Regions from separate parts of the Homo sapiens genome. Here all the other regions are linked to region 2. The links are chromatin contacts, found by Hi-C or POLR2A ChIA-PET in ENCODE. All regions are on one chromosome and are shown on one strand. Each heading gives the region's core, a stretch centred on a gene start or an enhancer-like site at or near the end of the contact. The rest is flanking DNA. Distances are from core to core; before and after follow the strand shown.

Region 1 (3,942 bases), core at 764-3,263, 53 kb after region 2:
CAGGAAACAACAGGTGCTGGAGAGGATGTGGAGAAATAGGAACACTTTTACACTGTTGGTGGGACTGTAAACTAGTTCAACCACTGTGGAAGTCAGTGTGGTGATTCCTCAGGGATCTAGAACTAGAAATACCATTTGACCCAGGATTCCATTACTGGGTATATACCAAAAAGACTATAAATCATGCTGCTATAAAGACACACGCACACGTATGTTTATTGCGGCACTATTCACAATAGCAAAGACTTGGAACCAACCCAAATGTCCAACAATGATAGACTGGATTAAGAAAATGTGGCACGTATACACCATGGAATACTATGCAGCCATAAAAATGATGAGTTCATGTCCTTTGTAGGGACATGGATGAAATTGGAAATCATCATTCTCAGTAAACTATCGCAAGGACAAAAAAACAAACACCGCATGTTCTCACTCATAGGTGGGAATTGAACAATGAGAACACATGGACACACGAAGGGGAACATCACACTCTGGGGACTGTTGTGGGGTGGGGAGAGGGGGGAGGGATAGCATTAGGAGATATACCTAACGCTAAATGACGAGTTAATGGGTGCAGCACACCAGCATGGCACATGTATACATATGTAACTAACCTGCATATTGTGCACATGTACCCTAAAACTTAAAGTGTAATAATAATAGTAAAAAAAAAAACATAATTTGTGAAATAAGAAGAATGAAAAATTTTAAGTAAATAACATTGGAGAAAAATCATAATTTGTGAAATATGAAGAATGACAAATTTCCATTTTAAAAATATAAGTTTTTAGTTTTTTTCTTACTGCAAAACCAATCCATGTTCATTGCAAGAAAAAAATGCAAAGACAAAAAGAACACAAACACAAACCATATTCCAAAAACCCAACTATAATCATTGTTAACATTTTAAGTATTTCTACATCAAAAACGGAATCATAGTAATCATATATTTCGTAACCTACTCAATCAGTGTTCTACATGCATCAAACACCCAGGCATCTCCTGGGTGGGCTTTGACCTACTTCAAACATGCATACCTGAAATGCCTTGGGGATGCCCACAGATGCATCTACTCAGTGCCTGTCCACACATGAATAACCTGGAAGTGTGGAAGAATTAACACCCCAGAGGGAAAAAAATGACCAATAGATATAGAAGCCAATGGACACATTCTTCCCCCTTTCTGCTCCCAACCCTTACTCTACAGAGTCTAGAGAGATGCTTTACATGGCTACTTGAGGAGGGCTCAGCCTCACTTAACCAGCAATCAGTTTAACTCAGCAGTGACCAATATCACTATCAATATCAATAATGCCTTCTCCTCCTGTTGGCTCTCCCTTTCTTCCCTGCCTTACTCCCCTGCTCTGTCACTTCTCTTTCCTGGGATGGCACTTGCTAATAAAGCAATAGTACATAAGCCATCTGCCATTAGATTTGCTTCCTGGGAAACCCAGGTTTAGCCACCTAATTTTTATCTTAAAAATATATGTTAAATGTACTTTTCTGTCACTATCAATTCTTCCATACATAATATAAATTCAATACGATCATAGACCTTGTTTTTCTTCCTTAATTCTTTATGCTCAGTATCTAGATTAGTATCAACACATTTTCAATGCCTACAAGAGTGTATCATTGCTGCGAAGGTATGAGTCCACCTACTTACATTTTTACTAGTGTATACCTCAATATATTCATTCAGACCACACTTGGACATTCAAGTTGTTCCTAATTTTACCTATGTTAATGTGCCATGGTTAGGCAGCAAACTCCGGGCTCAAACACATGATTATTTCTATATTCTTAAAAGCGATTTATCTGAATCAAAGGTTATGCACAATTTTAGGAATATTTTACAAGCATTTGCTATCCTATTTGAATAAAAATTATGATATTCTATTCATTTTTACCTGTCAGCATTTCTTCTAGTGAACCAAGGTATTCTCATAGCATTGGCAGAGGAAAAGGCATAATCCATGTCCATCTTTTTCATCAGCTTAAAATCCATGTGCTTTTATGGGTGGCAATGAAGCGATGAGTAGCCTCAAGCCAGCAAATTTGGAGTGGGGAGAAGAATTAAACCTCAAAAATCCTTGCTGCTGAAACAATATTTTTTTCTTTTCTTCTTTTTCTTTAATAATGGTATCCCTCTTCCCACTATCCTTCCCAATTGTAATTTACTTTTCATGTCACAGAACTTAGCACCAAACAAATTACACACCTTATCCAAAGCTATTGGCTCAAAATGCTCAGACGGCTGTTTTCACTATAAACCACAGGCAAAGTGATTCCAGGGTGTTGTTTTTCTGATAGTAAAAGAAATCCTGGAAACTCTTTACAATTATTCCTGCATGGATCAATGCGGCGTAGAGCGGTAGTCCAGAGATCAGTAGGAGACGTATTTGAAGCTGAATCAATGCTGACAAAGAAATACTTGCCATTCCTCAAATACTTGAAGTACCTCATTTCCTATGAACTGGATTATCTCTTCATAAATTGTGGGCAACAGCTAAGATAAGTTTAGCCCCTGCCTTTGCTACCAAATATGGCAAGCGGATTTGTGAGTAATGGAGACAACCAAGAAATCAGTTTCAGAACCGCACCCCGCCCCCCTCAAAAAAAAAAAAAAAAGAAAAAGAAAAAGAAAGAAAACAATTTTTATGGTTTGGGAAACTAATCAGTCCCTTCTCTGCATGAAAGAAAAAGCCACACTTAGAAACCTGTTTGCTGCAATGAGTTTGAATGCCTCATACCTGGCTTGGTATTAAAACTTAATGTTGGAATTTGGAAGACTGCTTTCATCTAGTATTGAGTTAATTATTGGACAAGTACATTAAAATGGGTTGATCTCAGAAAATCAGCTAACAGCCCTTATCATACTCCTCTATATCAAAGCAATGTCACTGAGCATCACTACAAACAGTTAGAAAATTAAGGCTTTTTTTCCTCTTAAAATATTTTCTGTCTCAAAAAGTTCTTTATAATGTGTGATAAACTTCTTTAAATAAGATTTTCTCAAATTTTCTTTAAAAGTTTCAATTAAACATATGTTTTTTAATGGGGGCAACCGAACCATATCACGGATGAAAAATAAAATCACCAGGTATCCAACAGAAGGGCCAGTGGGTAAATCAGGCTGCCTGGGCTGAGTGTAAAACAGATCTGTTCATTGCAGAACTCGGGGGATTGAAATAAAACCTCCAACACATGTCATCAATACATTTCTGCTTTAATAAACACCGCTTAAATTTCCCCTGGCATTTAAAAAAATGCATATTAAAAGGAAGAACATGCACAATTCAGGCTAAGGACAAATCTTGAGCCTTCTCAAGTAGAAATGTGTTCAATTTGATAATTTTGGTGCTGTGTCTATGGAGAGAATGAAACTTTGTTCCACCCCCATCTACAAATTTTTATGCACCTATTGATAAAATCTGTAGATGTCCTTGGCCCAATAAAAAGACAAAAAGAATACTGCCTGCCTGCACAAACCATGACGCTCTCACTGCAAACCATCTCAAAGACCTCTCTCTCTCTAATCAAAACAATTCACCAAGGCTGAGTGATGATCTGAAAGAAAAAAAAAAGGAGATAAAATAACAAAGAAAATAAACCAAACTAACACATTTTTAACCTACATATGTTGAAATATAATTTCTTACAAATAAACAAACAAAAACATGATGTTTTGACTAAATGTTTTTGATTAAATGCTTACTTTAAAAATACAAAAAAGAAAGACCCAGTTATAGAATAAACATTGCCAGGAGAACAAAAGCTATACAATTTACCACAAATTTGCTCTTTCTTTCATTTTAGCATAGACATGACCTTACCTTTTATATGTTAAATGATTAAAGATTATATTATTTTTGTTTTATTTTTAATTTTGTGGGCACATAGTAGATATATATATTTATAGGATACATAAGATGTTTT
Region 2 (4,238 bases), core at 1,254-3,753:
AATTATCATAAAAACTCAGAGTTAATTATTTAAAAATTTCAATGCAATGCTGTTTACAGTATCAAAAAATATGGACTCAACAATTTTCAAACAGAGGAGATTGATTATAAAATAGTACCTTCAAGGAAAAGAATAACATGCTGTAGAAGACTATTAAGATATTCAAATATTTGAGAAAATATGAAAAAATAAACACATAAATGTATATTTAAGTTTAGAAGGATATACATCAAATATAATGTAAAATTACCAGGAATGATAGAATTTTGATTGATTTTCCTTTGTTTAGTAGTATTTTCCAAGTTATCTAGAATAAATTTGTCTTGCTTTGTAAAGGAAAAAAGACTTTTTTAAAAGAATTTACACAGTTTCCTTATTGATTTAACACTAGTTGCTAACTATCCAAGAAAAATATCAAGATCTTAGCAGCCAATTATAGTGTTGTTTGTATTACTTGCATTATTATTTTGACAGGGAATTTCTGGAGACACGATTACTTAATGTGGAGAAATAAATCCCTAATAAAGAAATTTCTGACTCTGTAAGCATCATTTAGGATCTTTGGAAGGAACTTACAGGAACCTCTCTGAAGATCTTTCTTATAGCTTGATCCAAGTCATCTGTCTAATTCCATGTGTAAACTTCATGAAGGAGGAAATTTGGGAAAAAACTTTAGAACTAGGATGGGAAGAAGAGTTGGCTAAACAAGAGCAGGTAGTACAGCTGCGGGCCTTTTTCAGATAGGAAATATTGCAGAATCAAATTAAAACTTTATTCTTTTAGCCCTAAAAGATCATCCCTGCCTTTTAATAAGTACAATGATCTAAATTTTTGTAGCTCTTCTATCCTTTAATTTATTCCCTATGTAACAAGTATAGCAGGATAGAAAAAAATATACGTTATTACTAGTTGCCTTCAACTCTATGCCTAGGGAAAGGATTGCCATGATTTAGGGGTGCTTGATAAGTTTCTGGTTTCTTGAAGCTTGGAAGAAAACAGCAGATAAGGAGAAATGGGGATTTGAGGCTTTCTAATTTCTTATGTGGTGGGGAGGTGTATGGGTTAGAAACAAATAATTCTCTGTCCTGCCAGATTTTAGAAAGGAAGTCATGTATCCAATTCAATCTAACAAGCACCCTACCGGCGTGGAGTACAGATTTGTAGCTACAAACCCTGCCCCCACAGAGTATTTAGTCATGACAATCTATATTGTAATTTGCAAGTTGTTCATCAAATCGCAGTAAATTACTGGAAACATTAAAACTTAATAATAAGTAATATTCTCCTGGAAAATTAGAAAGCTATGTCTAATTTAAAAAATCTGAAAAATCTTTCCACCTTTCTGGCATTCAGTAAAGCATACACCTGCCTCTGTAATTGCCATTTTGTTGAGGAGTAACAGAGCATGAAGCGTAATAACCACGGTATGTCTAAATAACAGCACCCTTAACTGTAGAAAAGCATTGACTTTGCCATGTGGTCCACCCTGCTGTAAATCAAACAGATTTTCTCCGTACTTTAGTATATTAGGGATATGTTACACAATTTTCGTCATTATTTTGCCACATATTTTTGTCATATCTGTTTTACTAGTTTTTTATTTAATATTTTATATATACATTTAAATGGAATCACCTTTTTACCTTAGCTCTATCCTGAGCAATAACCATGAAATCATGACTTTGATGTGCAAATTGCCTATTTCTAATGTAATTAAAATAAAAACTGTTCATCAATGTGTCATCTAAAAAGCCACATCACTCCACTTCAGTAGCAACACAGCCTAGACATTAAGATGGAGGAAGTCGGCCAGGCGCAGTGGCTCACGCCTGTAATCCCAGCACTTTGGGAGGCCGAGGCAGGCGGATCACCTAAGGTCAGGAGTTCAAGACCAGCCTCAACATGGAGAAACCCCGTCTCTACTAAAAATACAAAATTAGCTGGCCGTGATGGTGGCCTGTAATCCCAGCTACTTGGGAGGCTGAGGCAGGAGAATCGCTTGAACCTGGGAGGCGGAGGTTGTGGTGAGCCGAGATCGCACCATTGCACTCCAGCCTGGGCAATAAGAGCGAAACTCCGTCTTAAAAAAAAAAAAAAAAAAAAAAAAAAGATGGAGGAAGTCAGACTGTTCGTGTCCAAATTCCAGCTTTATGATTCATAGTTATGTGACTTTGGATAAACTCTGTGAACCTCGTCTGTGTTTACCTTCTAGGTTTGTTGTAAGAAATAAATGATTTAATATATGAAAACTAATGGAACAAAATAAGCCTGTAATAAATGTTAGCTGGCATCAGCTAGCATTATACCACAAATTAGGAGTATTCCAGGGACTGGGAACAACTAATACCCTCCCTTGAGAGTATTTACAACAAATAAGGTCATGCCCAGAAAGGATCTGAGTTCTTTAACATATTCGATGAATGTGTTCAGAGCCTGTCATGCGAAAGACTCCAAGCCAGAAAGGAACACACTCCAGCATTGCTCCAGGAAGCTAGAGTGTGGTAGCAAGGTCACTGAGAGCACACAAACCTCTGTCTGACTGCATCTAATGAATGAGAGATGCTTTAGATGTCCAGGGGTTTGTGTCTTTGCAAGAGTTCACTAAATAAAAAGCTCCCTGTTCTCTTACAGATTCAAAATGGAGAAAACACAAAGTCCACGCCTTAACAAAATGACTTATGTGAACTCATAAGCTGACTTTAAGAATAGGAAAACCTGATATGCCAAACCTTGTGTTTATATCACCTTTCTTCATTTCTCCATTCACAGTTGCAGCCGATAGTGTAAATGTAGCATATTCCCACCTAAGGCCAAACTCTAAATGCACTGAGTCACTTATACTCTAAAGTATAATTTTCTGACTTTGAACATCAGGGTCTAGACACAATATAATGTAATCTCAAATCTCATTTGTATTTCAAAGTAATTGTATGGACAATGTGTATGAGTGTATGTATGTTCAAGCCTTCTGAAAACGAGGCTAACTAGTGAGGTGAAGTCTTAGGTGGAAAATTTTATTTCCAGTATATCATTACTATTTGTTAAATGCATTCCTGATTTTGGATAATCATAGTGGAAAACACACATACACACACAAACACTAAGCCACAGTACTCAAGCAAACTTGAAGAAGGGCAGGGAGCAGTCAGCCTCTCATTATACAGCTGTTTACCAACAGGTTCTTCAGGCACATGGAGGGTCTGACTTAATTTGAATGTGCTGTGCACCATGTTTTTTCTGTGCTAAGTCAGTTCGCCTATTCTATAATCTCGAGTAGTGATCTGTTTTAAAAACAGTGTTCCATATAGCAGAATTAAGTATACATCTTGACGGTTTGCGGGTACAAAAATATCAAGTTTTCCTTATCTGGGGGGCTGGAATGCAGTGTAGTAATTCAGTACCAATTGACCATATACATGCACACACACAAGTATTATATATAATATTAAATATAATTTGAACGTCCTAACAGGGTGTAAAAGGCTCTGGAAGCTATGGGGTGTTCCAATGCCTCCAGCTTCATATTGTGTCCCTTTTCTCTTTACTCTTTGCCTTCTGATATTCAGGAATTGCTTCAAAAATGAGCCTATATCTCTCTGGCATTTCAGGCACTTTCACACATGCTGTTCCATCTGTCTGGAAGGCATTCTATTCTCTATGTGGCTACTTCCAACTGACTGTTGCTCAGAATCTAGCTTAAATATCAGTTCATTCATGTATACATTCACTCATTCATTTATTCCTCCATTTACGTATGCCATCTGTATTTATTGAACCCGTGATAAATTCACGCACTGTGCTAAACCTTGAGTATGTGAACAAAAGAAATGCAGCTCTCACTTCCTTGGAGCTTAAAACAACAGAAAATACAAACAATGAATAATTACACAAATTCACATGTAACACATGTATGATAATGGGTTTGAAGGGACACAATGGAATGCTATGAGAGAAAAAAATAAAGATCTAATTTAGATGAGCCTGAGATGAGGTGGGAGAGGAGGCTAAGGAGGTCTCTAAAAAGTAGCTGTTAGAGTGAGATCTGAAAATTAGACTAGAGAAATGATAGTGGGAAGAGTGTTCTAGGTATAGGAAACAGCACAAAGACTCCATCGTCCTTCTAAATTCACTCTCATATTTTATGTTCTTATAGCATTTTATTCTCCTTTGTAATATTAGTCACAGTAATCATTGAATAGTTATTTGGAAAACACTTGCCTCTCCCACTAGACTGTTAC
Region 3 (4,169 bases), core at 1,261-3,760, 60 kb before region 2:
AGAATATTTTAAATACACCCTTTCTTGTATATATATACACATATGAACATATATGTATATCTACAAAATGTGTATTTTTAAATTACTTGGCTTTCTAAGCAATAAAATACATTGTTTTCTTTATCAGTTAGACTGGAGTGCAGTGGCACAGTCATAGCTCACTGTAACTGCTAATTCCTGAGCTCAAGCAATATTCCCGCCTCAGGCTCCTAAGTAGCTGGAACTACAGGCATGTGCCACCATGCCTGGTTAATTTTTAAATTTTTTTCTAGAGACAGTGTCTCACTATGTTGCCCAAGCTAGTCTCAAACTCCTGGCCCCAAGCCATCCTCCTGCCTCAGCCTCACAAAGCTCTGGGAATACAAGCATGAGTCACCATGCCCAGCCCCTTGTTTTGACAAAAAATAAAAAGTACATCAAAAGAAAAAGGCAGCATTTTAAAACCGAGCAATCACGTATAATGGAAATTACATTTTTACTTTAGAGTGACTAAGTGCCCAAAAAAGTAGTTTAAATTCGGGAATGTTTTTAAACAAATTTCTAATTTATCAATCAATTAGTATCTGCATACATATGAAACATAGTACATATATATGAAGTGTCATTTTTTCAGTATATAAGTACTGTTTGATATCTATCTGGATGATCAGACCCCTTGAAGTCACGGTGTTTGGGGAACTACCACTACAGACTATTCTTTCCATCTGCTAGGGAGTTTAATGACTAACAGGTTGAATCCAGTTAAGATTAGAAAATAACGGAACAGCAAGATTCTTCTTGTCAAAACATGATACCTGAACAAACGAAGACATTATTTCTTTGTGGGACTCATTGCCAATAGAAGATTTACTTACTCTACAGCAGATTTGAGCATTTGAAAAAGAAGGAAGAAGGGAAGGAGTCATGAGGCAGAAAGTTTATTTACCTATGGAAAGAGAAGTAGAGTTGAATAACAAATCAATGCATTTGAACATTGCAAAAGCCTCCTTAAAATCATACTTAAGCGATTGGGCTCAACTGATACCAACTCAGGCCTGATTCCTTTTCCTAAATAATTCAAATAATTGATTTTTTAACTTTTATTTATGTATATTTTCATAATTTTAGTTATTTAGGTAATTTCAGAATAACATTGCCTTCAGTCTCCATTTTCTTCTCAGAAACAATGGCAGACCTGTTCCACTAATGAGTACATCATAGGCAGCATTCCCATTTTCTCCAGACACTTTCAGTCAGTCCCAACCTTTTCTACACCCTGTGTGTAAGGGACATTTATCCAGAACCTCCAGCAGCAGTACTGGCTTCACTGAAATTACACTTTGCAATTATTGTATTTTCACTATTTTGTAATGACATTAAGTTTATCTTGATAGCTTTCAGAACTTGAAAGTCTTAATTCAAATAAAATGACTAAAATGGCTTGATTCTATATTCAAGCCAAAATTAAGACTTCTTTTCCCAAAAACAGAAAATCCCTCTAATACAGAGAAATTTGTATTCCTTTCCTCTGGAGCAACTCAGAGTTACTATTATCTTAACTTCTTTAAAAGCACATTTCTGTCTCTCATTCACTTTCTCTTTCTCTTTATTTTCTCTTTTTGTTTGTATGTCTCTGTCACTCTCTCCTCTCTTACTGTCTTAATTTTGTATCCCTCAAAATTTCAAGATGAGGTATGAGGTTCTATGATCATGATGGAACTTTGAATAACATTTTTGTGACAGTCGTGATTATACCTATCTTAACCAATAGTCTTGTAATGAGCAGATAGATTTCTATGTAAGTATAATTCATAAATAAAGAAAATAGGTACACTCAATCTCTCTTTATTAGACTTAAAGAATAAGTTGCTTATAGTCAGACCAATAGATTAAGAAAAATCATTTTAAGGAACAACTCAGTGAGCTAAATTAAAGCAGCATAGACTTCTTAGAAAAAGGTATGATTTCAGCAAAAATTTTATCCTTGTACATGACACTTGTCAACAAAAATGAAGATGAGTAGTATTGAACACAAGCCATTGTGAACATAGCAATAAGTATTATACTACTAATAATCATGCGACTTTTCTGCAAAATGTTGGAAACACGTTACTTTCATTTATGATCAGTCAAGTCAGTAACAGACAAGTCTGTTACAGGGATTTTGCCTGATACCATTGTGGGGGCTAAACACTTTCCGTAAGGCTGCTGTCTTTGTGTCTGCTGCTTGGGCATGAAGTCCAGAGGGCAGACAGTGAAAAAGAGAACATGATGTAATACAAGGATATTAAGAAAGAGCTGGAACCCACAGGCATGAACTGAAACTCCTCAGAACAGAGCAAAACCACATTTATTGGCTTTGGTGGTATGGGTGACCTGCAGAAGCAAAGGCCCTTCATCATGGTGCTATAGAATTGGTCCAAAAGTTGGAGAAGCTGAAGGAAAGTTTAGAGGAAAGTTGAACAGTTGCAGGCTCAGCTGCTGCCTCATTCCAAGGTGGTGAATCAGCAGATAAGCGACAAGGCGTGTGAACCACAAAATAGCTGAGACTTCCTTCCTGCCTTCCAAATCTTGCAAGAATTTCTCCGTGGCCCACCCTCACCAGAAATGTAATTCAGCCTAGCCAAAGTGGCATGTTACAAAGCCACCACAGTTTGTATATGGGTCATTCTTGGAATTACCGTTTTCTTTACCCCTACTTCCAATCAAATACATTTCTATCAAGTCTACCTCCAAAGCATGTTTTGAATTCATCTTTTCTTTTCCATCTCTACTTCTACTTTCTAGCAAAAGCCTCCATTTTCCCCCATCTGGACTCTGCATTGTTTAATCTTTCTGTCTTCATTCACTCTTGCAGGTCTCCAACCATTCTCATAAAAGCAATTATGCCTCTGCCCTCTTCAAGGTCTATCAAATCTCATTTCCTATAAAATCAAATCCAAATTTCATGACAACACAATGCCCAACATGATCTCACCCCAGCCTCATCTCAGGACACTCCCTCTCCAGTCACACTGGTTTCCTCTTGCTTCATTCCTGAAACCCTGTAAGCACATTTCTGCTTCAGGCCTTGGCACATATAGTTTGCTCTATCTGGAATCATATTTCCTCAGATTTCTATTATGCTAGCTGCCTTTAATCATTTGGAAATGCCACATTCTCAGAAAAGTATTCTCTGAACACACAATTAAAATGGGTGTCCCCCTCCAATTCTCCAAGTGTTTTTTCTCAAAGCACCATGCTTTTTCATTCATAACATTATCATAGTTCAGAAATATATAATTATTTGTATCCATTTTTAAAATACCTGTTCCTGCCTTCCCCCACTAGATTATACATTTTTATAAGGCCGGGGCAATAACTTTTCTGTCTACCACTACATACCTAGAGACTAACTCAGTACTTGGCATCAAGTAGTCAATAATGTATGTGGAATGCATGATTGAATGTGGCATTTCTGGATTGCATGAATTTATACCAAATAATCAGCTTAATTTCAGAAGCAAGAAAAAACAGAGAAGAGATATATTTACAGTTGTAATAGGAACAGCAGGGATTATTTCAGAGACTTATGGCATATCCAGTAAATTATTATGTTATATTAAACTGATTTTTTTTTTTAAATCATGTGGAAACAGAGAAACTACTTAGGATATGACGTTAAATTAAAAACCAGGGTAAAATATATTTAACATGATTACAACCAGTTTGTAAAAAGATAGATGGGAAAGCAAGGGAAAGGAAATGCATTGATATGTTAGTATTGCTTTACTGAGATTGCAAGATTATGATTGTCTCTTGCCCCTGTTTTTTAAATTTTCTGTGACAAGGCAAAAATGGAAATCCCTGACTTTTTTCATATTGAAAGACTATTTTTTTAAAAGCTGTTGTCAGTTCACAGTAAAATTGAGAGGAAGGCTCAGAGAGTTTCCATGTACCCTTTGCCCCCACATATGCATAGCCTACTCTATTATCAACATCTCCTGTGCATTTGTTATAATTGATAAAATTATATTGACACATCAGAATGACCCAAGTCAAAAGTTTGTATTAGCAAACATTTGTTATAATTGATAAAATTATATTGACACATCAGAATCACCCAGGTCAAAAGTTTGTATTAGTGTTTGCTTTTGGTGTCCATTCTATGGCTTTGAGCAAATGTATAATAACATGTATCCATCATTACA

Evidence for each region. A loop is a pair of places that touch in the nucleus more often than their neighbours do. ChIA-PET counts read pairs that join two places held with the same protein, here RNA polymerase II (POLR2A). Pooled maps may share reads with other maps.
Region 1: a loop to region 2 is called in a map of PC-9, with 8 times the contacts of the local background. The contact joins the promoter of LINC01776 here to the enhancer-like site in region 2. A Hi-C loop is called at or near these places in 4 of 168 maps with a recorded cell type or tissue (Caco-2, PC-9, endothelial cell of umbilical vein and 1 more) and 2 of 50 pooled maps. POLR2A ChIA-PET finds 5 or more read pairs at or near these places in 3 of 52 experiments (A549, BJ and GM12878).
Region 3: a map of PC-9 shows a loop between it and region 2 (13-fold over the local background). The contact joins two enhancer-like sites. A Hi-C loop is called at or near these places in 3 of 168 maps with a recorded cell type or tissue (PC-3, PC-9 and endothelial cell of umbilical vein) and 3 of 50 pooled maps. POLR2A ChIA-PET finds 5 or more read pairs at or near these places in 3 of 52 experiments (MCF 10A, PC-9 and activated T-cell).

Annotation. Positions count from the first base shown.
Region 1 is chr1:98,208,782-98,212,723 of GRCh38, reverse strand. It overlaps LINC01776 (long intergenic non-protein coding RNA 1776), which reads right to left and starts at 2,013. Exons shown (of 3, transcript NR_046088.1): 1 at 1,914-2,013. The region is part of intron 1 of LOC124900404 (a long non-coding RNA gene); the gene reads right to left.
Region 2 is chr1:98,262,101-98,266,338 of GRCh38, reverse strand. The region is part of intron 2 of LINC01776 (long intergenic non-protein coding RNA 1776); the gene reads right to left. The region is part of intron 1 of LOC124900404 (a long non-coding RNA gene); the gene reads right to left. Among named protein-coding and RNA genes, the nearest start is that of LINC01776, 54 kb to the right of the region's middle. Within about 2 kb of position 2,503, at least 2 of the 41 ENCODE cell types and tissues checked have a DNase peak (open chromatin) inside an H3K27ac peak, as active enhancers do; they include PC-9 and endothelial cell of umbilical vein, where a contact is called at or near this core.
Region 3 is chr1:98,322,377-98,326,545 of GRCh38, reverse strand. No RefSeq gene overlaps it. Among named protein-coding and RNA genes, the nearest start is that of LINC01776, 110 kb to the right of the region's middle. RefSeq lists an enhancer at 1,867-3,066. Within about 2 kb of position 2,510, at least 15 of the 41 ENCODE cell types and tissues checked have a DNase peak (open chromatin) inside an H3K27ac peak, as active enhancers do; they include PC-9 and endothelial cell of umbilical vein, where a contact is called at or near this core.